Linked DNA regions of Mus musculus: regions 1 and 2 are each linked to region 3. The links are chromatin loops, found by intact Hi-C in ENCODE. Cell type or tissue: heart. All regions are shown on one strand. Links, peaks and the distances in the headings refer to the core of each region. The heading gives the core; the rest is flanking DNA.

Region 1 (10,027 bases), core at 2,036-7,035, 160 kb after region 3:
GGTGGGCATTCTTCTGAATTTTCTTTAATAATTCTTGAAAGCTTTCTGCTGAGAGCTAACAGCACTTTGTGGCCTCCATGTTAAACAGGAAAGGAAAAGCATCCTAATAACCAGGTCTCTCGGACGTGCCTTCCTCTGCTCTATCACTCATCCACTAGATAAGGTGATGTTTACAGGAAGAGGTCCAGCCATGCCCTAGAAGCAAAGGATGAGCAAGCAGTGTCAGGTACATACAGGGTGCATGTTGATCAGCCAGCCAGTCCTTTCTCCAGGCTCTTTCAGCCTTTCGAAACCAAACCGTAAGTCCATCTTGTCTGTCCACTGGCTCCGTTCCAGACGCTTGAGTGCTGAGACTGAGGAAGAGGGACCATCATCCCTGAGTAAAAGAAGAGAACCAGGTTTCACCATTTAGACCCCTAACTTTCATCTATGTTTTATTGTTGTTTTGCTTGCTTATTTATTTATGTTTGTTTGTTTATTTATTTTTGCTACAGCGTCTCACTGTAGACCAGGCTGGCCTCCAACTCACAGTAATCAACATGCCTGTTTCTCAAGGGATTAAAAGTGTGTACCACCACGTTTGATGTTTATGTATTTCTGATATGGTATGGCATATACATTCCTGAAAAAACATCAAGGCTGGTAGAAGGCTCAATGAAAACAACAACAACAAAAAACAGCATTTCTAGGAAAAATACAACAAAAGCAACTCCCACCTCAAAACTCCCTGGCCTTTAAATACCATTCCAATGAGTAAGTTGGTAAAATAGACTAGAAAACTGTTTACCCAGATGCTACCTCCTCTTAATACGGGTTCCTCTAAGCTGTCTACCTTACTTTTTATTCAGCCATAGTACAAAAATCTAAAAGATGAAAGTACCAAAGAAGACTGCTTACAGATTACCTCAGACAGTGTGAAAGCGCTCTGAGCATACATTCTCAGTTCATTTTCATGATAGCACCTATGAAGAGGGCCATCTAGTTCCTCATTCAATGAATACGGAGGCAGTTACATATAAAGCCCAATCTTTACCACTACCTACAGCTTCAAGGAAACATGCTCACCTCACAGGACTGATTTAACGATTTCACGAGCCAATCCACATAAAGCACATGGGGCATAAAGCATAAGCATAAGCTAAAAGCTATTGCTAAGAGTACACAGGTGGACAAATTGGGTTATTTAAATATATATATGTGTGTGTGTGCATGTGTATACATACATACATACATACATACATATATGGTCTCTAAGTTGGAAAAGGTTATATATGGGAAGAATTGAGAGGAGTAGGGTATGTGTGTGAATATAACCAAATTCTTAAAAACAAAAGGTTTCTAAAAGGTTTTATTTATTTATGCAGCAACAACTTTCCATCTGCTCAAGTACATGGCAAAGTTGAATGACTAAGGGCACGTCCTTAGTTGATGATATGTCCTAGTGGTAGAGTATGTGAGGTTCTGTATTGCACTTCTAGCTACATATACACATGTAATATATAAAGTATATATTATATATACAACATACAATGCCACATGTAATAACATAATTATATAATGCATAAAATCTAATATATGTAAAATATATATTTATATATGCACATCAAATAGTTGTAAATGTAGATAAAGTACTTCACATCTCTCATCTCTAAACTGAAGTCTAGCATGAACATAACAGTATGAGTACTGCCCACCTCACGTGTCTTTCCATGGCATCATGGACATGAAGAAGTCAACACAGTAACTATTGTTACTGTTAGACTGAGGCTTGGATGTATGAAAAAGAACATAGCTCCTTTTTCTAAATCAGGAATGAGCTTGGTAGAGCAAGTAATAGCCTGAGAACCAGGGCCTTGAGGGCGCTGTGGATCCGGATCCTAAGAAATCATCTCTTCTCATCCTTAAGGGGCTATGGTTTTCTGTCCCAAGGCTGCTACCTGCTCTATGACACTGTCCCACCCACCTTTCCATAGAGGTACAAAACCTCTATGTAAGACACTGTACTTGGGGGCTTGAAGAAATGGCTTGGGGCTGGAGAGATGGCTTAGTGGTTAAGAGCACTGACTGCTCTTCCAAAGGTCCTGAGTTCAATTCCCAGCAACCACATGGTGGTTCACAACCATTTACAATGTGATCTGACTGGTGTGTCTTAAGACAGGACAACTACAGAGTACTCACATACATAAAATAAGTAAATACATCAAAAAAAAAAAAAGATGCTGTACTTCCTAATAAACTTGCTTGCATGAGCCATCACTCTGTGTGACACCTCCTGATCCTGAATGCTCTTATCTTCTCCATCTCCTCCTCATCCCCCTGGCCATCACTCTCTCAGGAACCTGTCACTGAAGAACCGCTTACTGGTCCAGGTCAATTACCCTGGCTGCTATGCAGGTGTTGTACAGCAAACCCAGAGCTTCACATATAATAGGAAAACACTATCACTATTCAGCTCTAACCGGGCTTCCACTCAATGAGTGCTCACATTCTGATACACAGTCTTTTTTTTTTTTTTAAGATTTATTTATTATTATATGTAAATACACTGTAGCTGTCTTCAGACACTCCAGAAGAGGGAGTCAGATCTTGTTACGGATGGTTGTGAGCCACCATGTGGTTGCTGGGATTTGAACTCTGGACCTTCAGAAGAACACTCGGGTGCTCTTACCCACTGAGCCATCTCACCAGCCCCTGATACAGAGTCTTATTCTGCCACAGTGTCACCAATCTCTATATACGATATCCACATCAGTTTCCTTTGTCACCATACTCTAGAATCTCTTGCTGATGTGATGCGTAAGGGTTTCGGCTTTTGGTTTAATAAATTGGTTTACTTCGCCGAGCTGGTCTAGACAGAATCTTCCTTTACTTTCCCCGTTCCCTTCTTGTCTGATGAGAATAGATGTTCACCCCTAGTCAAGTCACAGGGCAGGCACAGATATTTCTAGAGAAGCAGCCTGGGCCACGGAGTTGAGTTTAGCATCTCAATAAAAACTACGGAAACCACACAGGGCGAAGACGGGAGCCCGCCCTGTCCTCCGCGCCGCGCGCCGGGCCCGCTGTTTTCCCCACCCCTGAACCCCCGGACACCGCGCCCGCCCAAGCTTGCTCCGGCCGCGGCTACCGCCAGCGCCTTGGCAGCAGGACACCGGCTCTCACCGGCTGCCTTCGCCATCCGCGCCCGGCTCGGGGTGCCTCCGTCCACTGTTCCTCAGGACCATTGCGACGCTCCAAAGCTCCCTCAGGCTCCGGGGAGAATTTGGCGCGCTCTCCACGTGCTCTCGCGAGGCTACGGCTTCGGCCAATGAGAAGGCGCGGCCTCAGATGGACCTAGCCGGGGCCCGCCCCCATCGCCCCGCCCCGCCCCGCCCCGCCCCTCGGCTCTCCAATCCTCCGGCGAGCGCAGAGGGTGGGTCGCAGGGACCGGGGGAAAAGAGTGCACTAGCTGGCCGCGCGCGTGGCGGGACGGCCGGGCTCGCTGAGGGCGGAGGAAGGGCAGAAAATGTCAGGCCGTCCCCGCCCTGTGCCCTGTGTCCCGGGCCGGGTGCCCGACTGCCTAGCTGTTGGGTGGGCGCCCGGGGCGACTTAGACATCCGGACCGCGATGGCACCTGCGGCGTCCAGGCTGCGGGTGGAATCCGAGCTCGGGTCGCTTCCCAAGCGAGCGCTCGCCCAATACTTGCTGCTCCTAAAGCTCTACCCGGTGCTCACCAAAGCAGTCAGCAGGTGGGCGCCTACTGGGAAGTGGGGTGAAAAGGAGGGGTGCCGACAGGGGAGACTCTCCTGCAGGGGAGGTTAAGAGAGGGGGCGTCTGCAGACCAAGCAGCTCAGATATTGCCCGAGCAGCAGTGGATCTCAGCCTGTACGTCGGGAACCCCTTAAAGGTTGAACGACCTTTGTACAGGGGGTCACGTATCAGATATCCTGTATATCAGATATTTACGTTATGATTCACAACAGTAGCAGCATTACAGTTTAGAAGTAGCAGTGAAAGTAATTTTATGGTTGGGGTGACCACACCATGAGGAGCTAACTGTATTATTAAAGGGTCACAGCGATAAGAAGGTTGAGAACCACTGCTGTGGAGGAAGGCAGAGTTCTTCCTTAAGGTGCGACCCCGTTCTGCTTAGCCAGTAAGTGCTGTTTGTGTGTTGGGTCCCAAGCATTAGTTAGCCTTTGCAGTCTGAGTGTTGTGAAGACCCGCGAGTCAGGGACACATTCTAACCCTGAGCAACCCAGGCACGGTCGCTGGTGAACTCTGCCCTTTGAATTACATCGTTCGGTTTCCTAACGAGATATCCCTGTTTCTGTTCATTTCCATTAGTGCATTTTGTAGGTTCTGTATTAACTTAGCTTTTCCATAAGTGTGTGCAGAGTGCTTCCTGTGCGCGGGCACATAGCTGTGATCAGAACAGGCGCATAGACTTCTCTCGGAGCTAAGAAGAACGAGTCCATCTTCCCACCCCACCCCACCCCACCCCCGCAAAAGGCAGATAAATGTATAACTTAGAGCAGTTAGGGAAATTTCTCCTGGGTTGTTGACGTTGGTCAGAAGCACAGAGAAGAGAAGCGGTTGTTTACAGGGCACAGTAAGTGTAAAAGTTCTGGGGGAAGAATTCAGAGAATGTCGGAGGGGTGAAGAGAAGGACTCTGGTGGAGAAAATGACCAGGGAGAGTAGATAGGAAGAGGTAACCAGGGGTCAAGTCAAGAGGGTCCTTATGATCCATACTAAAAGTTTTGGATTTATAGCTTTTTAGAAGACAGCTGTGGTGGTTAAAGCTAGTTGTCAACTTGATAACATTTAGGAATTAAGCATGCCTGAGGGGCTTATCTTGATTATCTTCTTTGAGCTGGGAAGATCTGCCCACTAGGGGCGCCACCATTCCTAGTTGGTGTCTGACTGGAAGTGGAAAAAGTGAGCTAGCTGAACCGCACGCGTTTTCTCTCTCTTTTCATTGTGGGTGTGCTGTGAGGAGATCCTTCAACCTCCTGTTGCCTTCACTTCTCTGCCTTGATGGACTTGAACCTTTAACTGGGAGCTGAAATAAGCCATTGTTCTCTTAAGTTGCCTTTGTCTCATTTTTTGTTTGGTTTGGTTTTTGTTCATTTTGCAACATAAAAAGAAACTAAGAGCCAGGCGTGGTGGCACAAGCCTTTAATCCCAGCACTCGGGAGGCAGAGGCAGGCAGATTTTTGAGTTCGAGGCTAGCCTGGTCTACAAAGTGAGTTCCAGGACAGCCAGGGGTATACAGAAAAACCCTGTCTCAAAAACAAAACAAAAAAACAAAAAAAACACAAACAAACAAACAAAACAAAACAAAACAAAACTACAACATAGAGTTATTTGCTTAAATACAGCCCACAGACCATGTCCTTGTGAGGATCCCTCCTATTGCCTTTTACATCCATGCCTTCAATGGAGCAGCTGTGGGGATGTTGGAAGGCACACAGCCCCGCAGGTGGATGTCTCACTGTGCTCATCTGTGGTTTTCACTTTAGGTCATAGTGCCTCTATCTTCTGGGGCTTTACCTAACTTAGCAAGTTACTTCAATAGGGACTCATCCCATGATCTACACAGCAAGATCTTTTTTTGTTGTTGGTGGTTGTTTTTTGTTTTTGTTTTTCGAGACAGGGTTTCTCTGTATGGCTCTGGCTGTCTTGGAACTCACTCTGTAGACAAGGCTGGCTTCTAACTCAGAAATCCGCCTGCCTCTGCCTCCTGAGTGCTGGGATTAAAGGTGTGCACCACCACACCCGGCTCTACACAGGAAGATCTTACAGCAGCCGTGCTACTGCCATGCGGGACAGGCTCTTGTGTCTGCTGCTCATTTTCTGATTGTCTCTTCCTCTACAGCGGCATTTTGTCAGCCCTTGGAAACCTTCTGGCCCAGACGATTGAGAAGCGGAAAAAAGACTCTCAAAATCTAGAAGTCAGTGGGCTTCTCAGATATTTAGTTTATGGGTAAGTACCACAGAGATCTGCCTGCCAGCATTAGCCCTTCGGAATATGTTGGTTTAAAAAACCTAATTCTGAGGCTGGAGGATGGCTAAGCTAGCAGTGCTGACTGCTCTTATGGAGGACCCAGGTTTGATTCCCAGCTCCCATGCAGTTCATAACCTTCTGTAACTCCAGTTCCAGGAGGTCTGATGACTTCTGACCTCGTAAGGCCCCAGACACATATATGGTACACAGAGATATACCTGCAAGCAAAATATCCATGTACAAGAAATAGAAAGCAAAAAATTTAATTAAAAAAAAGAAAAAAATAATTGTTTAAGAAGCATCAGAGAAGCTGGGCGTGGTGGTGCACGCCTTTAATCCCAGCACTCAGGAGGCAGAGGCAGGCGGATTTCTGAGTTCGAGGCCAGCCTGGTCTACAGAGTGAGTTCCAGGACAGCCAGGGCTAACACAGATAAACCCTGTCTCCAAAACAAACAAAGACACAAACTTTGTGTGGATGTGTGGCATTAGAATTAAACCCAAGGCTTTGTATAGGTTACCACTGACCTCACGTATCATCATTATTTAGTTGGGTGTGGTAGTGCATGCCTTTAATCTCAGTACTTGGGAAGCCATCCTGGTCTCAGTGGTGAGTTTCAGGTCAACCAGAGCTACACAGTGAGACCCTGTCTTAAGCCAAAATAAATAAGTAAATAAATAAATAACCAGAAAGACTATTCCTGGGTGTGTGTGTGTGTGTGTATGTGTGCGAGCACATGTATGTGCCCACATGCATATGCATGCATGTGTAAATAAAAGAGAGTCCGAACCTCATATATCCTTTGGACTCTGTTGATCCCCTTGCCTCCTGAGTGCTAGGATTATAGATGTGCACCACCATATCTGTATAGCCCTGACTGTCCTGGAACTCACTTTGTAAACTAGGCTGGCCTCAAACTCAGAAATCCGCCTGCCTCCCGAGTGCTGGAATTAAAGGCGTGTACCACCACACCCGGCCTTTTGTGGGTTTTTTGTTTGTTTGTTTTTTGGGTTTTTTTTTTTTCAATGATGGGAATGAAACCCAGGATTGTTTGTTTGTTTTGCCTACTTGCAAAGTACTCTTGCATACTTGGGAAGTACTCTACCAACTGAGATTCACTCCAAACTCCACAAAAGCTTCCAAGAATAATAACTTGGGCCATTTATTAAAATGTTTAAAAAGCCACATCCCCCATACTTTGGCAAGTAAGAAGATCAGCTAAGGTACTTTAACACCTCTCACCTGATCTTGGCCTCCCAAAGACTTCCCTTGTTTGCCTTACTGTGGCCAAAAGAAAGTTCAATTGAAAACCTTGTTTATAGACTTTGGTAGAATTGAAAGACCCGGGTTCCTGCCCTTCCCTATATTACTGTACTTTGTGAAACTCAATCTGCTGGACTTGGCTCATTCCCAGGTGAACCAAGTGTGGACTAGAGATCAGCGCTTTAGGGAAGTCAGAGGTGATAACCAGGTTTTCTCTTGCCAGTTTCCCCTAAAAGCTTGATGAAAGGGCTGGAGAGATGGCTCAGTGGTTAAGAGCATGGACTGCTCTTCCAGAGGTCCTGAGTTCAATTCCCAGCAACCACATAGAGGCTCACAACCACTTATAATGGGATCTGATGCCCTCTTTAGACAGCTACAGTGTACTCATATGAAGAAAATAAATAAATCTTTTTTTTTTTTTTTTAAAGCTTGATAGAAATCTCTGGGAGCTGAGCTATGTTTGTCTGTTTCTCAGAACCTGTTAAATCAGGAGGGCACAGATGAGGACAGATGGCATAAATGCCTGGAACACAGAGGAGGCAGATGAGCATATACCTCAGCCAGGGCCATCATTGTGGCTGTCCCTGCTCACCAAATGGAAGAACTGGCAGAAGTCACTTCAGTCTTTTTGGGCAAAAAGACTTGCTGAAACTGACTGAAAGTTTTTAGCCGGGCATGGTGGCACACGCCTTTAATCCCAGCACTCGGGAAGCAGAGACAGGCAGATTTCTGAGTTTGAGGCCAGCCTGGTCTACAAAGTGAGTTCCAGGGCAGCCAGAGCTATACAGAGATACCCTGTCTCGAAAAACTCAAAAAAAAAAAAAAGTTTTTTCCCTCCCCCTAGAATATCTTTATAAATCTGTGTGGTCAGTAAATACTTTGGGGGAAGAAAAGAGGGCTTAGGGCTTAAGGTGAATCTTGGTGTGAGGACCAGAGATGGAAATGTAGAAAGAACCACAGTGATGCTCAAACCCTTGTGCAGCTCACACGCCTGTGGCGTCCAGGTTGTTTGTCACAGGTCCACTGAGTCACTACCTCTACCTCTTCATGGAATACTCGGTCCCTCCTGAGGTTCCCTGGGCCAGCGTCAAGAGGCTCCTGCTGGATCGCCTGTTCTTTGCCCCAACTTTTCTGCTGCTGTTCTTCTTCGTCATGAACTTGCTGGAGGTGGGTGTTTGTCCTGGCATGTACTGTATCTCCAGTTAAAGGCGGATTGATAGCCTGCTTCCTAGGGTGGCTATCAATAGGGCCCTAGGGTCTGGACTCTCAGCTTTCTCTTTTCTTTTCTTCTCCCCCTCCCCACTCCCTTCCTTCCTCTGTCCCCTTCCTTTTTCCTCTTTTTACAGTTACTTGAGGATCTCGTACGTATATCTAATGTGTCCACCCCATCCTTACTCTTACTTTTCCTTACCCACCTTCATGTGTTCACTTTTAAACCTACTGAGTTCACTTAGTGCTGCATGTATGTGCGTGGGTATAGGTCTCTTGGGGGTTGCATCCCTTAAAAAAATACTCTTTCCTTCCCAGAAACATTTCCAGGAGCTCCTTGGCTGAGGGGAAGACTTTCCAAACCTCTCCCCTATCCATACTGGGCTTTCCTGGCCAGGCCTTGTTTGGGTCTTACACATGGAGTGTTAGCGCCTATGAGTCGATGTGTACAATAATGCTGTCCTGTTCAGCAAACCGTGTTTCCCTGTTTTCTCTGTGTGTTTGTGTGTCGACGTGCATGGGCTGCAGGATGTATGTAGAGACCAGAGGACAGCCTGTGGGAGTTGGTTCTTTCCTTCCACTATGTGGGCCTCAGGGATTGAACTCAGGTCATCAGGCTGAACAGCAAGTACCATTTACCTCAACTTTCGGTTTTCATGTTTTCCATGTAAGTATGAGCACAGGAGTTTTAATGGAACCTGTCTGTCCTTAGTAAAGATTATGAGCCTCATAATCCATGTAGTGGTTGTTGTATGTGTCGTGGAACTGCCCTTAGGTCTCAGCACCACTTCTGCTCTCCAGGAGGCATATACGCTACTCTGTCATCGACTGACTTCCAGATACTGTTATAACTTTTACTATAGGTTTTTTTTAACTTGTATGTTTATATACTAATATGGTTCTAAGCCAAGCTTGGTGGCTTGTGCCTGTGATTGCCATACTCAGGAGGCTGAGAAAGGAAAATTGCCAACGTTCAAGGTTACCCTGGAGTACCAGGCAAGATCCTGTCTCTAAAACCTAAAACCTAAATAAATAAAAATATAAAAAGTTCACTAACACATGATTCTGAGAAAGGATGTATATAGGCTTTGCCAAAGAGACCTGTGCTGTTAAAAAAAAAAAAAAAATATATATATATATATATATGTATATATATATATATTTTTTTTTTTTTTGGTTTTTCGAGACAGGGTTTCTCTGTATAGCCCTGGCTGTCCTGGAACTCACTCTGTAGACCAGGCTGGCCTCGAACTTAGAAATCCCAAGTGCTGGGATTAAAGGCGTGCGCCACCACGCCCAGCTGTGCTGTAAAAATCTTGATGTTGCCTGAGATGTTGCAAAAATCCTTCCCCGAGACTTTGTAGCTATCAGGTGAGTATACCTTGGCTTGCTTGTTTGTTTTTATCCCTTTATTTGTAAGGTCAGATATTTTTATATGCCAAATGCTGTGTGTTCCATGAACTTTGCTTCTTTATATTAGTGGTTTTCACTTTTTATTCTTTCCTGGAAGGATAATTTTTGAGACAGGGTTTCACGTAACCCAGGTTGGCCTTGAATTTGCTGTGTAACCCAG
Region 2 (10,027 bases), core at 2,726-7,725, 880 kb before region 3:
CCACTAGGCCACTGTGCAAGGTCATGAGGTCACATCACACTAGCACAAATGGGTGCACTGGGCATGTTTAACGATGTTTAACCTGTTAAAGTGAAACAGGTCTTCAGGGCGGTGAAGCTGGCCGGCAGAGTTACCACCAGAAAAGCTCAAGGCTTAATTCACACTGCACAGGTGGGGTGAGCTATGCTAACAAAATAACAAGTTCCATGGAAAGACAAATGTCCATCAGTCAAGGAGATCAGCTCTTCTCTCAGCATGGAGCCCTCTCACCTACTAACTACTTACATTGAGGCTGGAATCTCATTTTCATGGGACAATGTTGAAAGAATTTCTACACTTGTTAAACTATTTTCTACAGACCCTTCCAAATGAGACAATATAGCAGAAATTTGTTTGTAATAATCTGTCACACATAATTCATTTTGTCACATATAAGCTGGAATAAAAAAGAAAATGAAGGCTGCAGCTCTTTGGTAGACTGTTCGCCTAATGTTTTTGAGGCCCTCGGTCCAGACCCCAGGACTGCACCAAAAGACAAGACCAAAGCAGACACACATTACAAAACCCCATAGATTAACATATCAGTAAATCACACCAACAGAATTGGAAGAAGCAAAAATACTTACCTCTTGAACAGAACACGGCAAAACCACACGGCTGAAAGAGAACAAATATATATATGTATATACATTACATATAATTGATGTAGGCTTTAAAACAAGATCTCTAGATTCAATGTTACTTTAACTCTAGTGACACAGTGGACAAGAAAAGCCATTCATGGGAGGGGTGTTTATGAGTCTAGGACCTTCAGGTTCTCAACTGTAAGACTAAGACTGCCATTGTTGAACTTGGAAGGCTACCGGCTTCACTCTCACAGGACCCAGGATTCAGGAGCTTGGTTCTTGTGCAGGGACTTCCTTTGGTGATGTGCAAGCATGAACAAGTTCATCATTTGCAGACTCTCTGGTCAGAACACACCCATGAGGTCTTTAGTACAGTTTCATTTGCCATGTGTGCTGTGCATTTTAAAGATTTATTTTTATGTGTGTGAGCATGGGGTCTCTGGCCAGTAGGGCAGGAGGTCGGAAGCACCCAACATGGGTCTTCTAAGCGAGCAGTCAGGAGTATTCTTAGCCACTGAACTCTCTAACCCTGTGCATATTTTATTTTTGATACTTGTACTGGCTGGTTTTGTGTGTCACTTTGACACAGCTGGAGTTATCACAGAGCAAGGAGCCTCCCTTAAGGAAATGCCTCCATGAGATAGAGCTGTAAGGCATTTTCTCAATTAGTGATCAATCGGGGAGGGCCCAGCCCATTAACAGTGGTGCCATCCCTGGGCTGGTGGTCCTGGGTTCTAAGAAAGCAGGCTGAGCAAGCCAGGGGAAGCAAGCTGGTAAGCAGCACAACTCTGCTGAATCGGCTCCTGCCTCCAAGTTCCTGCCCTATGAGAGTTCCAGTCCTGACTTCCTTTGGTGATGAACAGCAATGTGGAAATGTAAGCTGAATTAACCCTTTCCTCCCCAACCTGCTTCTTGGTCATGATGTTTTGCGCAGGAATACAAACCCTAAGACAATACTTCTCTCAGAATACAAACATGCTTTGAAGTTCATGAACGAATCTTTCCAAAAGTCCCTCCACAACCTTATTATTCAAGTTTTGTGAGACGAAAGTAAAGGTGTCTTTGGAATAAGCAGTGACTTCTGTTCAGGGATAGCTCTGCACATTATAAATAACATACTCTTTCCCAAGGTAGGGCCAGCTTAAGGAGAGCTGAGCTTGATCTGTCCAAGTATGTGCTACTGAACATAGATAGCAAAGGTAATCTTTGGAGATCCACTTTACAACAACATAGCACAAGATGAGGACTCGGAGTCTACAGCTGGACTGTTTCCAGCAGAGCATCATTTTTCACAAGGAAATCCCTGATTTCTATAAAACAGGTTTCCTGCTACTCCCTCCCCACTATAGGTCACAATCACCCTGTGTAACAGTGATCTAAAGACCAGGACCACTCAGGTCAGAAAAGTTCCAAACTTCTATTTCTTGTGGAGCACAAACTTGCCTCCCATAAACAAACATCCCACCTCTCACCGCTGCCCCTACAGTGCACACTAACGTTGTCTCACTACACAGGGTGTAAACTGGAGAACTGCAGTGAGAGGGAGCTAGGGTGGATCCCACTTTTCAGAGCCTCTAATACTAGGTTCAGCTAGAAGATGGTGGCCCACACCTTTAATCCTAGCGCTCAGGAGGCAGAAGCTGACTCTCTTCTGAATTTGAGGCTAGCCTGGTCTACAGAGTAAATCCCAGAACAGCCAGAGAAACCCTGTCATGAAAAAGGGAAAGAATAAAGTTCATTAATGAAGCAACAGAAACGCCAGAGGATCTCCCCAAGAGTGACACAGCTGTGGCTGACCCCAGCCACAGATCATCTGTAGATAGCTGGGAAAGAGGTCTTCTAGGGAGCACTTCTAGGGAGCACTCCAAGAGTTACCAAAGGACTGAACCAAGATGCAGGACTGTAGAGGAAGGGATGGAGGAAAGGGGATTGTCACAAAGTTTCACAACAACCAAACAACCAGAGATGGGTAATTTTAACACTTGGTAACAGAAGCCTATTTTTGTTTGACAACACTTTCAGAACACTCTTTCATAAACAAAGTGGCTACGGCATTTAAAAGGACAAATCAAATCCACAAACTACTCTGAAAATCCTCAGTGTTTTTTTTTTCCAAATAGAACCACCAACAAATGCTTTAAAACCAGGCCTCTTACACTAACGAAGTCGTCCGTGGCTCTGTAACAGAAGGGATGAGCCCACCCTCAGAGCCATTTCCTCTTCTATTTTGTTTGAGACAGGGTCTTATTAGGTAGCCCTGGCCACCCTGGAACTCACAAAAGCCCTGCCTCTCTCAGGGCTGGTATTAAAGGCATGTGTCACCACACTTGGCCCTGAAAGCTATTTAAAAAAAAAAAAAAAAAAAGCCCAGCAGTGGTGGCGCACGCCTGTAATCCCAGCACTTGGGAGGCAGAGGCAGGCGGATTTCTGAGTTTGAGGCCAGCCTGGTCTACAGTGAGTTCTAGGACAGCCAGGACTGCACAGAGAAACCCTGTCTCGAAAAAAAAAAAAGAGGAAAAAAAAGTTCTAAGACATCCAACATGTGCCAAGGTATTTTACTTCCCCACACAGGAACCATCTAGTCACTGGATGGAGCTGACAGCAGGGGTCACTTCATTTACAGCACTGAGTACTCACACCGTGTTTGACATAGACAGTAAACTGTCTTTATCTTAAATCTAGGAGGAGGAAAAAAAACAGCTAAGAGAGACTCTGATGAAAACAATTAAATGATAGATACACATTAGCCTTTGCTACCTTCCTTCATAAAGTAAAGGTATGCAAAACACAGGACTGGAGAGATGGCTAAGAGGTACTGCTCTCTCAGAGAGGGCCTCGGCTCATTTTCTAGCACCAGCTCCAACTGGATCCTCTGGCCTCTAGGGACATCTGTACTGAGGTACAAACACACACTGTCAGAGAGGGTTAACTCAAGAGTTAACTCACATTCTGAAGACAGGAAGTAACTAATAAATTAAAAGCCACTAGATGCCTCATGTGCAGTCAGTCTAGCATCTCTCTTCCTAGGTAGCTTGGCACAAGTCAGTTCCTGTCTATCGCATATTCTCCTGTTTTAATATCTGCCACTAGAGTAATGTTAGGTGATGTTTACAAGATACATTGTTAAAATTACTTGGAAGAAAGTTTTCATAAACTCAAAGTTCAGTAGTATGATTATGTTTTAAGTGTAAATCTTTGCTGTGTGCAGAATGCGAAAGTAAGCCTTTTTTCAGACTCCCTGTCACTAAAAAAAAAAAAAAAGTAGTACTTCTTCAGGCCAGAGATGGCCCAGCAGGCAAAGGCATGACTGGAGTTTCAGGTGCAGGACCCTAATAGGAGTAGAGAACTGACTCGAAAGCTGTCCCCTGACCTCCAAAAGCACTCGGTGTACTACCCTGTACACCCCTCTCCATACAAATGTAATTAAAAGTGTTCTCCTAAAAGTGAAAAAGAATCGTCACCAATTCATTTAACAAGAGTTTGCTGAAGGGCTGGAGAAATGGCTCTGCGGCTAAGAGGACTTGCTGCTCTGAGTAACTGGGTTCAGTTTCCAGCCCATGGACGGTGGCTCACTTCTTGCTCTAGTTCCAGGGGATCCAATGCCTAATGCCCTCTTACTACTACCTCCAAGAGCACTGTATGAACGCAGCACATATGCACACACGCAGGCAAACACTTAAATACACATATAAACAGGCAAATCTTTAAAAACACCAAATGCTGGCTGAAGATGTGCTATGTACTAAAGACTGATCCAAAAAAAATGGAGGTATCAGAGTGAGTATCCTGCACAATGTAGGGCGAACAGTCAGAAAGACAAACAATACACACTTCCCAAGACCTTTAAGGTGAGCTACTGATTTGAGGAAAAAGCATTCGAGTCAGCAGAAAGAGAAGGAAAGCCAACATACAGAGCGACAGAGGAACAAGGGGTCTTGTAATGCTGGAATGGGCAAGGAAAAAAAATTACATATGAGCAGAAAATAGAATCTGGGCAGTGTTAAGTAGAGAAACCTTGTTAGTGATTTTTACAAGGTTGACGTTAATACAGGCAAGGAATCTAGACAGCTAACTTAACGTCTTTTTTTTTTTTTGCTTCTTTTAAGAATCTGAAATTAAACCAGGGCCGAGGAAGAACAGCAACAACAAAATGGGTCACACTTGAAATTGCACAAGGGACACCGGCTCAGGTATGACAGCTGAACATTCCCCGCCACCACGGTTTCCTGTGATGTCCGTGGCTCTAAGCAGAGGGGGAAGCCACAACTTCCCAACAGAATGACGGGACCAGTCCGACGAACTTGGGAAAAGTCTTTATTTGCCGTGTTAAGCACCATGTGTTTAACCCCGCACCGAACCCAGTGAAGCAGGTGGGGCCGGTGTCTCCCCATCTTAGAGATGAGGGGTCTGAGAGCGACCGCAGGGGCATGATCTAGAGTGGGCTTCACTGAGCCTGAGGTGGGTCGGGCTCGAACTTGCGGGCGACCCTTCGCCCGGCATTCCCGGCTCCCCCGAGAGCCCCGGCCGCACCGCCGACCCTGGCGCTGACTGCGGAGGGCGGCGGCGCCGCACAGGGCCTTGGGGGCTCCAGGAAGGAGCCAACTGCGACCCGGGAGCGCCCTCCTCGCGGAGCCCACCGATCCTCCCCAGCCCGCATTCCGGAACCTCGTTCGAGCCCAACGACCCACTCACAATTCCTTAATCAGCACCATCTTCCGGGAACCCCTCACAGCCGCCGCCGCCAGCCGCCACCGCCGGGCCTCGCAACACGCAAGCGTAGCCCCGCCTCCCAATCGTCCGAGCCCCGGGAGCGCCTGCGCGTCCGCGCCCTTCCGCCGCCGGCCATTGCGTCAGCGCGCCTGGGGGAGCTGACTCCGCCCAGTCCACGCCCCGCTCACGGAGCACGAGGCCTCCACTGCGGCTGCGTGGCCCCTTGGCGCGCTGGTGAGCCTTGGAGCGCGCCTGCGTACTCTCGGCGAGCAGTGGGGCAGCAAGCGCGGCGTCCTCCTGCCAGCGTTAGTCTCTCACGGCGCTGTGCAGCCTATGGTTTCCAGTGAGTTCTCCAGTCGGGACCCTAAACGACGTTGAGTTCGCACAGGTGTGGGAGCCGAGGACGACCTCAGGTTTAGCAGGAGCGTGTTCTAGAAACCCAGACAGACCGGTGTTAAAATCCTGATGTGTTCGCCCCTTGTCCTAACTAACCTTTTTAAGGGTACATCTATCTGGTTTGCCTGTATTGTGTCTGCTCCCTGTGTGTCTCATGCATACTGAGGTTCACGTGTAACTGGAGATGCAGACAGTTGTGAAATGCCATGTGAGTGCTGGGAACCAAACCTGGGTCCTCTGCAAGAACCCCCAGTGTTCTTAACAACTGAGCCCCTGTCCAAACATTGAATCCTCAACAAAAGCAATTTTGCATGAGACAGACCCAGACCCAGTTGGGTAGACTAATTCTAGACGAATTCTACGTGTCTAAGGCATTGGTTTTTCATTATGTGCTTTCGGGGCAAAGAACTCACTACAGGAAGAATGAAAGTTAAATTTTACTAAGACCAATCAGAAGCCCGTCCCAACACGGGCTTTAAGCACTAGTTGACCTAACAACTTTGATAAAACAATTTTGAAACAGTGACTAAGTACTGCTCTTGGACTGCCCTCTGCTTCCTCACTCACTGAACTTAGTAACTTGGGATTCAAGGACCTTTTAGTGGGATTCCTAGGGAGCTGGATAGCTGCAGGAATAATCTTCTTTGTGTCAACGGGCATTTTAGGTAAATTTGATTTCTCTATACTTTGTGTCAAACCATATTTTTTCCCTCATCGAATGATCTTGAAAATATTTTCATAAAAACTAGAAATAGTCTCAAGAATATTCTTCCCCTCTCTAGTGATTGATTTATTTATATTTTATGTACATTGGTGTTTTACCTGCATGTATACCTGGATGAGGTCAGATCCCCTGGAACTGGAGTTTCAAACAGTTGTGAGCTGCCACGTCGTGGGTGCTGGGAATTGAACCCAGATACTCTAGAAGAACCACCAGTGCTCTTAACTGCTGAGCCATCTCTCCAACCCCAGTCCCAAGTGTTCCTTAATTTTGTTAGATATCAGAGCATAGGTCAGTTGTCCCGATTTGGGAAACTGGGTTGGACTTTGAAGATGAAGCCCTGGACCTGAATCCTGGCTGGTTGACTTCAAGAAATCTGGAATAAAGAATCTTGTAGAGACTTAATTTATACAACCAAAGATAGGTGACTGTTTAGAGAATAAAAAGTAGGAAGGGACTGAAAATGTAGCTCAGTTTATAGAGTACTTGCCTAATGTCCTAGCAGTGAGTTCAGTCCTTTTGATTTTTTTGAGGCAGGGTTTCTCTGTATAGCTCTGGCTGTCCTGGAACTCACTCTGTAGACAGAGCTGGCCTCGAACTCAAAAATCCGCCTGCCTCTGCCTCTGCCTCTGCCTCTGCCTCCCAAGTGCTAGGATTAAAGGCGTGTGCCACCCCGCCCAGCTTGAGTTCAGTCTTAAACACCACAAAAAAGCCAAAATTACATGAAGCACCTATACATATCACATGGTAATAGAAGGTTTTTGAATGAAAACCATATAAAAACTATCAGGGATCAGCAACAGTAAATTAAAAAGGAAAGCCAAAGAGAGGTTGAAGAGATGACTACTCTTGCAGAAGACTAGGAAGCCACCTGTAACTCCACTTCCAGGAAATAATACACATAACTTTTTTAATTTCATATAGTTCTTAAAATTGATATATAATAATAACTTCATTTCTCCCCTCCCTCTCCTACACTCCCATGTCTGACCACATTCTTCTCTCCCAAACTCAAGGTCTTTTATCACTATTATTACATATAAATGAATGAGCATATAAACACAAAGCATTTTTTTTGGCCGGGCGTGGTGGTGCACACCTTTAATCCCAGCACTTGGGAGGTAGAGGCAAACTGATCTCTGAGTTCAAGGCCAGCCTGGTCTACACAGAAACCCTGTCTAGAAAAACCAAACACATACCTATACATCATAATACATATGTACATACATGCAACCTGTGAGTCAATTCAGTGTTGCCTGCATGTATAAGTTTTTAGGGCTAACCACTCAGTATTAGATAACCAGTCAGAGGTCTCTTCCTAGGGAAGACTAATTCTCTGTTTGCTTCTGTCTGGAGTGCAGTTGTTAATTGCCCATAGATCTTCATCTAGGGGTGTGGGTAAGATTTTTTTCCATCTACCTTGGGATGTCAAGTGTCATTGGAATTGTTCCAGCATTGTTAAGGCAGCCAGGTTGAAATTTAGGAGAAGGCACGATCTCAAGCCAACTTTCTGACTTCAGCAATCTTCCCACCACCCCCTTCTATCATGTTCCCTCGGTATTAAAGGAATTGAAAACCTGGGCCTGAATCCTGGCTCATTGACTTCAAGATACCTGCAGTAAAGAATCTTGCAAGAATTGTGTTGTCGCCAGGGACAGCGGTGGAGTACGCCTTTAATCCTGGCACTTGGGAGGCAGAGGAAGGCAGATTTCTGAGTTCAAGGCCAGCCTGGTCTACAGAGTGAGTTCCAGGACAGCCAGGGATACACAGAGAAACCCTGTCTTGAAAAAACAACAACAAAAGAATTGTGTTGTGGGTGTATCAGCATGTCAGTGCCCTGTGCATATTGACCACTTGTGACTTTCTGTAATGGTCTCCTGCTGCTGTAAAAAAAAGGATCTTCTTTGAATAGGGGTGAGATATGTACTCTTATCTGCTGGTATAAGGATAAGGACTTAGAACGCAGTTAGGGATTCTGCAGGTAAATATAGAGTGGCAGTTGTAGTCTCCTCCAAGATCCATTGCTCCCCTAGCCACGTGGAGTTGGCTCTGTTTCCAGTACCAGCGTCATTTCCTTCCTGTTAATCGGGCCTTTGTCCAATTAGACTGTTGCTGGTTACTGTATTCGTAAGGAACAGAACTGATAGAATAAATATATATGAATAGTTGTTCAGACCGCGAGGCTGGATGTCTCAGCTGGTCTTCAGAATCTGTCCTAATCCTGAGGTATGGCTCCAATGCTAGTGAATGAGAGCCAGGGCAAGCAGGCCAAGAGGAAAGCTGCTTTTCTCCTTGTCCTTTATGTGGGGTCACCAGGAAGTGTGGCCCAGGTTTAAGGTAGGTCTTCTGACCACAAGTGATCCACTTAACTAAAATCCCTCACAGGTGTGCACGGTGTGCAGGTTTCAAAACCTACTGTAATAAGGCTTCTCAAAGACGTCACCCCCCCTTCTAGCTCACTGTCGAAAAGTAAGGGAGGGAAGATGGTAACTAGGACCAGGGCATGTGCACCTGTTTAGAAGTAGGTCTTTGGGGGTGATCCCCATCTCCATTCGTCAGGATACCAAACACAGTCAGCAGCGGTGGCACAGTCCAGCAGAAACAGCCAGGCCTCTGCTGAATTGGCACAAGTTGGAGGACACCACTAAATCCAGCAGGGGCACCAGAAGTTCTCTACAGCACCTCTCCCAATGAAGTGAAGATCAGCAAAGGCAAAGACCAAAGAAGCGTTGTAAGGCTGTCTATGCAAGTGTGCAATAGCTGTCCGTCGGGTCCTATTTATACTCCCTCCAGACATCACATGTCCTCCCGTGGATCTTGCCTTAGCAAAACACCATATGAGTCTGTATCACATGACACTACCAGAAATGTCCATGTCAACAGTGACTGGGCTCTTAGTTAATTCCAAATGTAGTAAGGTTGACATCCAAGAATATCCGTTGAAAGTCCACCTCTTGTCCACTTGACACACAATCATGTCTCCTTACACCATGCTTAATTTCCAAATGAAAGCAACCAAGCCACAATTATGCCTAACACAATATAACTGCAAACAACCACAAATGCATTATATATTTTAGAATAGGTGGCAGTGTCTTTTGAGGGACTTTTTTTAGTATCTCAAATCTTATGAGTATGATAGCAGAACAGAAAGAAAGAAGAGAGAGAGAGAGAAAGAAGGACATGACTGCCCCTTTGTATGGTGGTGGAGGAGGTTTATTATAGATTAAGGAGGAACATAGTCAGAGGCAGGGATGTCTGGGAGATTCCAGAATGAACATAACCCTGAGCTGGTTCATGTGAGGAGAGCAGGAGGGGAGAGCCAGACCAAAAGCTGGGGGAAAGGGCAGCCCAGCCCCTGGGCTGGAGAAGTTTAAGGAATGGGGTATGCCAGCCATGTCCTGTAACAGGTAGGAACTGGGGATGTTAGGGGAACCTGGTAGCCAGGTCTGCTTTGATATGTCACATAGGTACCTCAACCATTTGTCCAGGGTATGAGACCTAATGATAACTACTGATAATTATCTCAATTAATGTTGCATTATATGATAAGGAAATTAAGGAAAAAGAACAC
Region 3 (9,594 bases), core at 4,595-9,594:
TTCTCACACAGACACACACAGGCACACAGACACAGACACACACAGGCACACACAGATATACACAGAGACATACACAGATATATACACAGACAAACACACAGGCACACATACAGACATACACAAATATACTCACACAGACACACACAAGCACACAGACACAGACACACACAGGCACAGACCCACACAGCCACACACACAAACACACAGACATACACAGATATACACACAGACACACACAGGCACACATACAGACATAAACAAATATACTCACACAGACACACACAAGCACACAGACACAGACACACACAGGCACAGACCCACACAGGCACACACACAAACACAGACATACACAGATATACACACAGGCACACATACAGACATACACAAATATACTCACACAGACACATGGTCACATACAGGCAGAGAGACATACACATACAGACACTATTGATTGGCTTTGCACAGAGTCCAGCACAAAAGGGGTGGGGCTCAAAGGCAAACTCCACAGAAGACTGATGAACTCAGCTGATGGATCAGCTGGAGGCAACTAATACCCACACTGCCTCTCAGAGAGCCAGGGGGAGGACACTCTGCTATAGGCAGCAGTGGCCAGGTACAGGCCTGGGCTGCAGCAGTGGCCAGGTGCAGTCCTGCAGTGACAGAGAATAGGTATTGTGAGCTATTGTGGGTGAAGCAAGTAGAAAGACAAGGAGAGGTCTGGGTTATCGGGACTTGGAAAGAAAAACAAGGCCCTTAACTCCAGAGTCTGAAGCCTCTTGGCAGTTGTGAATCAAGAATTCTAGTTCAGCCAGGTGGTGGTGGTGCATGCCTTTAATCCTAGCAGTTGGGAGGGAGAGGCAGGCATATCGCAACGTTTGAGGCCAGCCTGATTTACAGAGCTGGTTCCAGGACAGCTAGTTTCTACAAAGAGAAACTCTGTCTAGAAAAACAAAACCTGCCCAGCAGTGGTGGCGCATGCCTTTAATCCTAGCATTTGGGAGGCAGAAGCAGGCAGATTTCTGAGTTCAAGGACAGCCTGGTCTACAAAGTGAGTTCCAGGACAGCCAGGGCTACACAGAGAAACCCTGTCTCAAAAATAAAAAAATAAAAAAATAAAAAAAAAAAAAGAAGAAGAAGAAGAAAAGAAGAAAAAACCAAAAAGAATTCTAGTACAAAGAAAGAAAGAGAGAGAAAGACATAGGTAGATAGATGAATTTTAACACAATTATGAACTCTGGGAAGGTTGGTGACATAATCAGGTTTAAGGCCTGAGTATACATGACCTTAAAGAGTCATCGTCTTTTTCAGATATTTTATGGGAATCTCACAAACAACACTAAACCATTGTTTACAGTAAAAACATCTGACGTCCTCTGATGCTTCGATGTAGGTTTTTCCTTAGCAGCTGTGATTACCAACTCCTTGACATCAGGAAATGGCCTGTGATCTCATTTAGATCTATGTAGAACAGGCTGGCTTTGAACTTAAAGATCTGCCCTTTATCTCTAGAGTGCTGAGATTCAAGGTGGGCACCACCATATCCAGCCCTTAGGCAATCCTTTGGGAGGTAATTTCAAACACCATTCGAATCTCTCCTTTGAGAAGCCAACATTGGGTATGCCTTAGTCTTTCCGTGAGCAGCAAACTTTCTATTAATTACCATGTTTAAATCTACATAGAACTTGGAGTTGGAGAGATGGCAGTTAAAAGGACTTACTGCTTTTGCAGAGGACCCAAGATCCGTTTCCAGCACCTACAAGGTAACTCAAAACCATCTATCTGTAACTCCAATTCTAGGGGCCCCAACCTCCCCAGGCACCAGGCACAGGTAGGCAAAACTCACATACACACAAATTTTAAAAATTAAAAAAAAAATCAATGTAAATTTTTATCATAAAACGGAGGTGGAAGGTTAATGTAGCCCAAGGTGGCCTCAATAAGCTTGGATTTATAATATTCCTGCCTTCAATTCAATGCTGGGCTTAGAGTTATGTGCTATGAAGCCAGGTTTATGTAGTTGTAGGGATGGAAGCTGTAGCCTGATATAACCTAGCTAAGTAAGCATTCTACCAACTGAGCCACATTCCGACCCCTTAAACTTTCTTTTTTCTTAAAAGAATTATTAAGCCGGACGTGGTGGTGCATGCCTTTAATCCCAGCACTCTGGAAGCAGAGGCAAAGGCAGGCATATTTCTGAGTTTGAGGCCAGCCTGGTCTACAAAGTGAGTTCCAGGACAGCCAGGGCTATACAGAGAAACCCTGTCTTGAAAAACCAAACAACAACAACAAAAAAGTATCTTATTTTATGCCCATGAGTGTTTTGCTTGTATTATGTATGTGCGCCACATGTGTGCATGGTACCCTTGAGGGTCAGAAGGTGCTAGTTCCCATGGAACTGAAGTTACAGACATTTGTCAGCTATTACACTGGTGATAGGAAAAGAACCTGGGTCCTCTGAAAGAACAAGTGCTCTTATAGTTGCTGAGTCATCTCCTTGGCCCTGTCAAACTTACTTTTAATAAACTCCAACTCTGTCTCATATTAGATGGTCTCAAAATTACTTTCTGCAGGAAGGTTAAGAATCTGGCTTTACAGCCGGGTGTGGTGGCGCACGCCTTTAATCCCAGCACTTGGGAGGCAGAGGCAGGCGGATTTCTGAGTTCGAGGCCAGCCTGGTCTAGCTTTACCTTAGTGGAAGTCCCTAATGGGGAAACCCAAGTTGCTGAAGGTAGTGCTATGTCTTTATGGTATTGCTGACAAAGAATGAGTCAGGACTGGAACTGGGAGAGGTGAGGACAAGGGCTTGAGGGGGTGTGGAGTAGCTCCTTAGCTAGGCATCATCTGACTTGGAAGCCCTTTGAAGACGAACCCTTTCTTGCTGGATCAGCTTTGGGCCTCAACGACCATTTCCCTAATAAGTTTGGGGAAAAAAAAATGGAAAATACATACCCTATTTGTCTTTCTGGACCTAGAGTATTAGCCATTGAGTCAATGATAACAAGCTACAGTCCATAGAACCACAGAGGTTAGGCACAGAGTTTGGGACTAGGAGTACATACAGGTCTCCTTAGGAAAGGGAAATAGAACAGGGAGCCATGTATAGATGGGGGCGATGGTGGAATGGGAGAATCAGGTGGGGAAGAAGAAGGGAGAAAGGGGCAAGGGAGGGAATATGGGGAGACACAGCTAAATGTAAGGGTCATTTGGGGGGTAGCATGGAACCTTAATAAAGTAGGGGCTTCCTAAAACATATACAAATATGAAGGAGATCTAAATGAAATCTCCAAATAATGGGAGAGGCAGAATCCCAAATGGCTGTCTCTTGTCACCAAACGAAGCTTTCAGCTGTAGTGAGATTTCTGCAATTTTGATTTCTTAAAAAAAAAAAAAAAAAAGCCCACAGAAATATTACAAGAATATGTTTTCGTTTTAATCCCAGGTGTGGGGATATAAGGCTGCTTTGGAATAACAGCTGACTATGATATGATTTGCCTCTTGCCCTAGCAGAAGCATGGTTTTGCCAGCTGCAGATAATTTCTGTGACAGTGTGACATTTGTAATTCTGGGAACTTTTTGGAGGGTATGTAAATGTTAGAGCCCTGAGAAGCGGGGTTGGTGGTTGTTGGCCATTGAGGGATGTTGAGTGTGGTTTGTTAGGAGAAACAAAAGGTAAGAAATTAGAATTAGGGATTCTCTTCTCTCTCTCTCCTCCCTCTATCCTTCTTTCTCTCCTATCCAGTGATAGGAGGTGAAATGGAGAGGGGGACAAAGGGGAGGAAAAAGAAGACCCCAGAAAGTAGCAAAGACTAGCTACCATCCAGTACCAGGACTTGGTTGTATCTAATAGAGATGCTGGCCAAAGGGGGCTGGGCGGTGGTGGCACACGCCTTTAATCCCAGCACTTGGGAGACAGATTTCTGAGTTCGAGGCCAGCCTGGTCTACAGAGTGAGTTCCAGGACAGCCAGGGCTATACAGAGAAACCCTGTCTGTCTCGAAAAAAACCAAAGTCAAAAGCAAAACAAACAAACAAAATGGGGGTGGGGGGAATTCCCAAACAACCCAGCTCCTTGCCAAGCCAATAGGTTGCTCTCTACAAACTGACAGCAAGGCTTCATTGCTGAAGATAGCAACCACATAACTCCTCTAACCCATGTTCAACGAGACAGTAGTAGAGAGTTAATTCAAATGAACCTGACAAGACCTGAACTGGAGACATCAGTTTATAGACACCAGAAGTCTCTCCCGGGATCCAATTGTTTACAGATCATTGCTGCTAAGCTTGTTCTCTTTTCTGTATTCTTACCTCAAAAAGACTGTTTTCTTTACCCCCCCCCCCCTTCTTTAGTGGGTCAGAATTCTAAGCCTACTTACCCCGACACTCTGTTATTCTGACTCCAACTGAAGTGCAGCTGCTTGTCCACCCCCACTGCTGAGCCTGCCTTCTTACTCAATTGAAAGCTTGACTTTCTTGACTTTCCTCTTACCCAGGTTCCTTCTCCCAGCTGCTGTCGGGATGTCTAGCTAGCCCATCCTTCTCACACTCTAATAAAATGTCCTCAAGCTTTCTCCTGAGCATTTCTTTCTTTCTTTTTTTTTTTTTGGTTTTTTGAAACAGGGTTTCTCTGTGTAGCCCTGGCTGTCCTGGAACTCACTTTGTAGACCAGGCTGGCCTCGAACTCAGAAATCCGCCTGCCTTTGCCTCCCGAGTGCTGGGATTAAAGCCGTGTGCCACCATGCCCGGCTTCTCCCGAGCATTTCTGTACATATCTTTATAAAACTAAGAGCTCACAGAAGTGACCTGTATTCCCTTATAATGGAGGGGAGGGGGGCCCTGATAACCTCAACCAAAGGAGGAACAGGTGAGGATCAGAGCTGCAGGGAACCAGGCAAAGGCCTGGGATGTAGACCAGTGTGTGGGAAGCAGCTGTTTGGTTTTTGTTTTTGTTTTTTGTTTGTTTGTTTTGGAGAGTCCCTATGTTGGTGGGGTTTCCACCTACAGGTAGATAGGATTATCATTTCCACTAAGAAACTAGTATAAATCAGGCAATGGTGGCGCATGCCTTTAATCCCAGCACTTGGGAGGCAGAGGCAGGCAGATTTCTGAGTTCAAGGCCAGCCTGGTCTACGGAGTGTGTTCCAGGACAGCCAGAGCTATACAGAGACACCCTGTCTTGGAAAACCAAAAAAAAAAAAAAAAAAGAAACAAGTATAAATTGCATCAGAAACTTTAGCAAGTCCTTGCCAACCTGAGTGAACACTTGGGTCATCAAAAATGGCCCTCTACATGGAAGCAAATGAGCCCAGTTTACAGCTTAGGCAAATGAAGCGTGTTCCAGCCCCTCTTAGGCCTCCCTCCCTCCCTCCCTGTGTCCTGTGGGAGAGAATCAGTACAGATGTCTTTCCATAGCCTCCTCTAGGGAACAACTGAGCTAGAGTCCCATTCCTCCAGGGAGGCCATGACTAGTCTCTAAGTTGGAAATGAATTAACAGAGTTTTTAATCCCAGGAGAGGTAAGGAAATTGGGAAGAAACCCAGAAAGAAAGGTCCTGGACCTAACCTGGTCTCTGGAGCCCCTGCCTTTCACTGAGGCAATGCATTTGAGAACAAGGGAGAGCTGGTATACTGGCTAGTTTTGTGTCAACTTGACACAGCTGGGGTTATCACAGAGAAAGGAGCTTCAGTTGGGGAAATGCCTCCATGAGATCCAACTGTAAGGCACTTTCTCAATTAGTGATCAAGAGGGAAAGGCCCCTTGTGGGTGGGACCATCCCTGGACTGGTAGTCTTGAGTTCTATAAGAGAGCAGGCTGAGCAAGCCTGAGCAAGCCAGTAAAGAACATCCCTCCATGGCTTCTGCATCAGCTCCTGCTTTCTGACCCGCTTGAGTTCCAGTCCTGACTTCCTTTGGTGATTTAAGTGTAAGCTGAATAAACCCTTTCCTCCCCAACTTGCTTCTTGGTCATGATGTTTGTTCAGGAATAGAAACCCTGACTAAGATAACTGGTAAGCAAGGATACCTTTTATTTCTGTTGAAAACTTCAAAAATCGGGTCTCAGTCGTTGTTCTTGGAGTGGAAAAGGGTTGACCTAGAGTGAAACTCCCCACAAGCTGGGAGTGGGGTGGTCTCAGGAGGAGGTGTCTAAAAGAGAACAGTTAGCAGGAATGAGGAGCTGCCTTGGTTCTGCGTCTTTCCAACAGGGTTCTTTAGCTAGTTAGATGCTAGCTCTGAGTAGTTTTGTAATAAAATCTGGAATGGGAAGAAGAGGGAAGGCTGGCAGGTAGGCTGGCAGGTGTGTTGGTCCCCGTGTTGTTAAGTGAAAGAGCACACTTGTGGATGATAGGCCACGTTCCCAGATGCCCCAAGGGACGTCTTGGCAGAGAGCCTGTGGCCATCTCAGGAGCCAGAAAATGTGCACTTGAGGTCCTGTCCAGGGGCATTCTTCAGTCGTGTCTGCTTCCTTTCAGGGCCTCTGCTGCCCAGATGTAGGCATGGCTCAATGTCACTTTTCACTCAGTGCCCAATGCCCAAGCTGTGACACCTCCCTTCTCTTCATGTCAAATGTTCTCACTGGAGGAATTGCTGAGACTTCGTGCCCAGCTCCAGGGCATCCCAACTGGGGAAGTTGCTGAGGAAACTCACGGTTTTGTCTAGTTTTGTACTTCCTATCGGCGGTCCCCAAGTCCTTGGACTAGTGTAGGCAGGTCTCTAAGGAAAGACTACTTGAGACTGGAGGGTTTGGTTTTCAGGGCGCTACCTAATTTTGCATGGGGACCAGAGTGAAACTGGGCTTGAGGGCTTGCAGGTGGACGATGACGTACGCGCTGCCTCTAGGACTTCAGCACAGTGAGCCCCCAGCACCAACCTACCTACTCTCTCTCACGTGCTTCCACTCAGTTTGCCCCAAGCTACTGTAGGTGCATAGACCCATCACCTCCTACGGGAAGGGCGGAAGGGGAGGCGCTGATCGCCACAAACTCGCTGTAGGTGGCTGGGCAGTACTTGTAGGCGAGCACTAATTGCCTAGTAGGCGTGGTCAACAAGGCGAGGCATGAAGTAGGAGGGATCTGACCATGACTAGGCTCAGCGACCTGCACAGGTGAGCAGGACCGGAAGGCAAGGGCGGGGCTTAAGGAACTGAGAAAGCGTAGACAAGAGAGGTGGAGCCGGGAAGAATGGGGCGTGATCTGACAGGGTCGGGGGGTCGGAATTCTAAAGAGCTGTGCGCAAACGGGTGTGGCCTGTTGCAGGGGCGGAGCAAAGGGAAAGCTTCCCCCCTTTCGGGGGCGGGGCTTAACGTGAAAGGGCGAGGGCCCGCTCAGCGCAGAGCCATTTAGTCCGGAAGGGCGGGGTCAGGGCGGGGCCAGGGTGGGGCGGAGTCGACGGGTCAGCCTCCCCCAGCTGCGCCCGCTTCCTCTGGCACTCCGGCCCGGCGGAAGTGCGTCAGTTGTTATCCGCTCTGGTCGCTGCCACTACTGTGTCTGCCTCACGGTCCCGGTGCTCAGAAGCTCCGCCACCCGCCGCCTTCTGCCGCTGCCCGCCGGTCGCCATGGGCCGTGTCCCTGGGGACCTGGTCTAGGGTCGCCGAGAGACCGCCGCACTCCGATGCGCGGGACCCGGGGTCCTAGCCCGCGCGGCGTCCGGTGCTGAGAGCCCGCGCCCGGCATGCCCGCCCCGGTCCCGAGCCCGCCCCGGCCCCGAGCCCGCGCGGCGCCCTCGCAGCCCGGCGGCACGGCGTAGCAGGCGGTGCGGGGCGCCAAGGTCACCGCCGCGGCGCCGCCATGGAGGCCAAGGTCCGGCCAAGCCGGCGTTCGCGCGCGCAGCGAGATCGCGGCCGGCGTCGGGAAGCCGCCCGGGACGCCCGCGCCCAGAGCCCGTCGTCGGGTGAGGAGCCAGAGCCCAGTCCTGGCAAGGAGAACGCGGGACTCCACGGCGCGCCGCCTCAGCGCCCTACGCCTCTGCGCGCTGCGCGCCCCCCGCGGCGCCGTCGCCGCGAGTCCAGCTCGCAGGAGGAGGAGGTTATTGACGGCTTCGCTATAGCCAGCTTCAGCACCCTGGAGGCCCTGGAGGTAGGTGGGCTGGAAGGCCAGACCCGGGACCAAGGAAACGCATACGTATGCCTCCTGGCCCCGCGCTGCAACCTTGCCAGGAAGAGGACCTGGAGTGAGGGGTGTGTGGGAGGACTTAAACCACGCCACCTAAGCGGGCTTTGCAGCGATCGTTACTTGTTGCCAAGTTATCGCTGCGTCCGGGACCAGCTGGGGATTTGGACATTGTTGGGCCTCGGGGAGGCAGCGACGATAAAATGGACACTTGGGATTCTTCCTGTCCTATGATCTCTTAAGGGTTCTTTGGAGGGAACCGGGAGTCAACTGGCAAACCCTTCTTGGTGATCATTGCATGGGTATAGGTAATAGATTTGCTAAGAATACTACGTGTTTGACTGAGTTGTCGTGCACAGTATTTGCTGAGCAAAGTGTCCTTCCGACCTGAACTCAGGTTAGTAGAAGAGAAGGAAGTGAGAGAAATGGTCAGTGAGTGAGTGAGTAGTCACTGTGTCTCTGGAACTCAAGTGGTTGAAAATGCTGGTCAGGCCTTCAGGGCACTAGCAGAACCTTCAAACCCCTAGCAATGCAGAGATCTCTGTCTGGGTGAAAACTTTGGGGACCACATCTCATCTGCTGGGCTGTGGTCGCAGGGATTACTGCGACCCTATTCACTCTTGCCCTGACTGATACCTGCGATTTCCCAGTTTCAGGCCAAGCTTGAGAAAGGGGAATTGGTCATTGGATATCTAAATGGAGTTTTCCCCAAGTTCATATTCTAACCCTGGGGTCTGCCGGGTCTGTAGAGCTGAGGGTCAGTTGGTGATGGCCACTATGAGTAGCCCTGAGATGGGTTTGTTTGATTCGCATGCAGGGCCGAGTCCCACTTTGTGTTCAGCCCTTGTGTCTTCTGGGGAATATGAGATGAGTTATAGGCCCAAGCCAAAGATCCTAAACTAAGATGATTTTGTGGGGTGTGTTGTATTGTGTCTGGTGCTGATGTGCTAAGAAGACACGAAGGCTTCGGGGTTTCTGCCTTAGTGATGATAATGACACAGCCAGACAGTATGCTAAAGCCCCTACTTTGCAGCCATGGTACCAGAAGTTCCAGATCTGCAATCTCATTTCCTACCTTGCCACACCTGTGTCTGCTAGGCCCAAAAAGAACTCAAAAGAGCCTCCACATCTGTTTAGCCTTCTCCACATTTCTTTTTTTGGCCTCTTTTGGGTCTCAGGCTTTACAGCCTCACCTTAGGTGTTCTGTGTACCTGTGTACTGCTTGGTCCTGTGACACAGTTTTTGGTCTCACCTTCTTCCACACTGTGGAGACTTGACTGGTATTCCTGGGCTTCTGCCCCTCACACTTGTCAATGCGAGGATTGAGCCTGCGGGTTCCCAGTACCCAGAAGGAAACAATCAAGACTCAACATATTAAGGAGTGAATACTTGTGAAGAGAGGAAAGGCCTTTCAGGAAGTCCAGAGCTACTGCCTTAAGGTCACATCACACTGTTGTTAGACCAGCCCATTTGTATCTAAATGGTCAGCTTGTG

What was found. Hi-C counts contacts between places; a loop is a spot of excess contacts. Peaks named below come from ENCODE experiments on the same cell type or tissue, not always from the same donor. Only the 100,000 strongest peaks of a DNase experiment are listed, where the experiment ranks them.
Region 1: a loop joins it to region 3, with 3 times the contacts of the local background. A loop is called at or near these places in 1 of 42 quality-filtered maps.
Region 2: it touches region 3 in a loop (7-fold over the local background); 1 of 42 quality-filtered maps calls a loop at or near these places.

Annotation. Positions count from the first base shown.
Region 1 is chr5:110,279,582-110,289,608 of GRCm38, reverse strand. It overlaps Pxmp2 (peroxisomal membrane protein 2), which reads left to right and starts at 3,441. Exons shown (of 5, transcript NM_008993.2): 1 at 3,441-3,725; 2 at 5,856-5,963; 3 at 8,250-8,412. The coding sequence starts at 3,604. Pole (polymerase (DNA directed), epsilon) reads right to left here and starts at 3,290. Exons shown (of 49, transcript NM_011132.2): 1 at 3,160-3,290; 2 at 235-376. The coding sequence starts at 3,221. In heart, for the core only: a CTCF peak has its summit at 4,871; a DNase peak (open chromatin) is centred at 3,288; H3K4me3 peaks cover 2,826 bases; H3K27ac peaks cover 1,257 bases.
Region 2 is chr5:111,326,125-111,336,151 of GRCm38, reverse strand. Pitpnb (phosphatidylinositol transfer protein, beta) reads right to left here and starts at 5,455. Exons shown (of 12, transcript NM_019640.5): 1 at 5,319-5,455; 2 at 627-657. The coding sequence starts at 5,338. In heart, for the core only: a CTCF peak has its summit at 5,565; a DNase peak (open chromatin) is centred at 5,501; H3K4me3 peaks cover 2,328 bases; H3K27ac peaks cover 1,705 bases.
Region 3 is chr5:110,446,353-110,455,946 of GRCm38, reverse strand. Fbrsl1 (fibrosin-like 1) reads left to right here and starts at 7,444. Exons shown (of 19, transcript NM_001142642.1): 1 at 7,444-8,067. The coding sequence starts at 7,780. In heart, for the core only: no CTCF peak of the experiment used is centred there; DNase peaks (open chromatin) are centred at 6,446, 7,296 and 8,026; H3K4me3 peaks cover 3,138 bases; H3K27ac peaks cover 1,848 bases; H3K27me3 peaks cover 253 bases.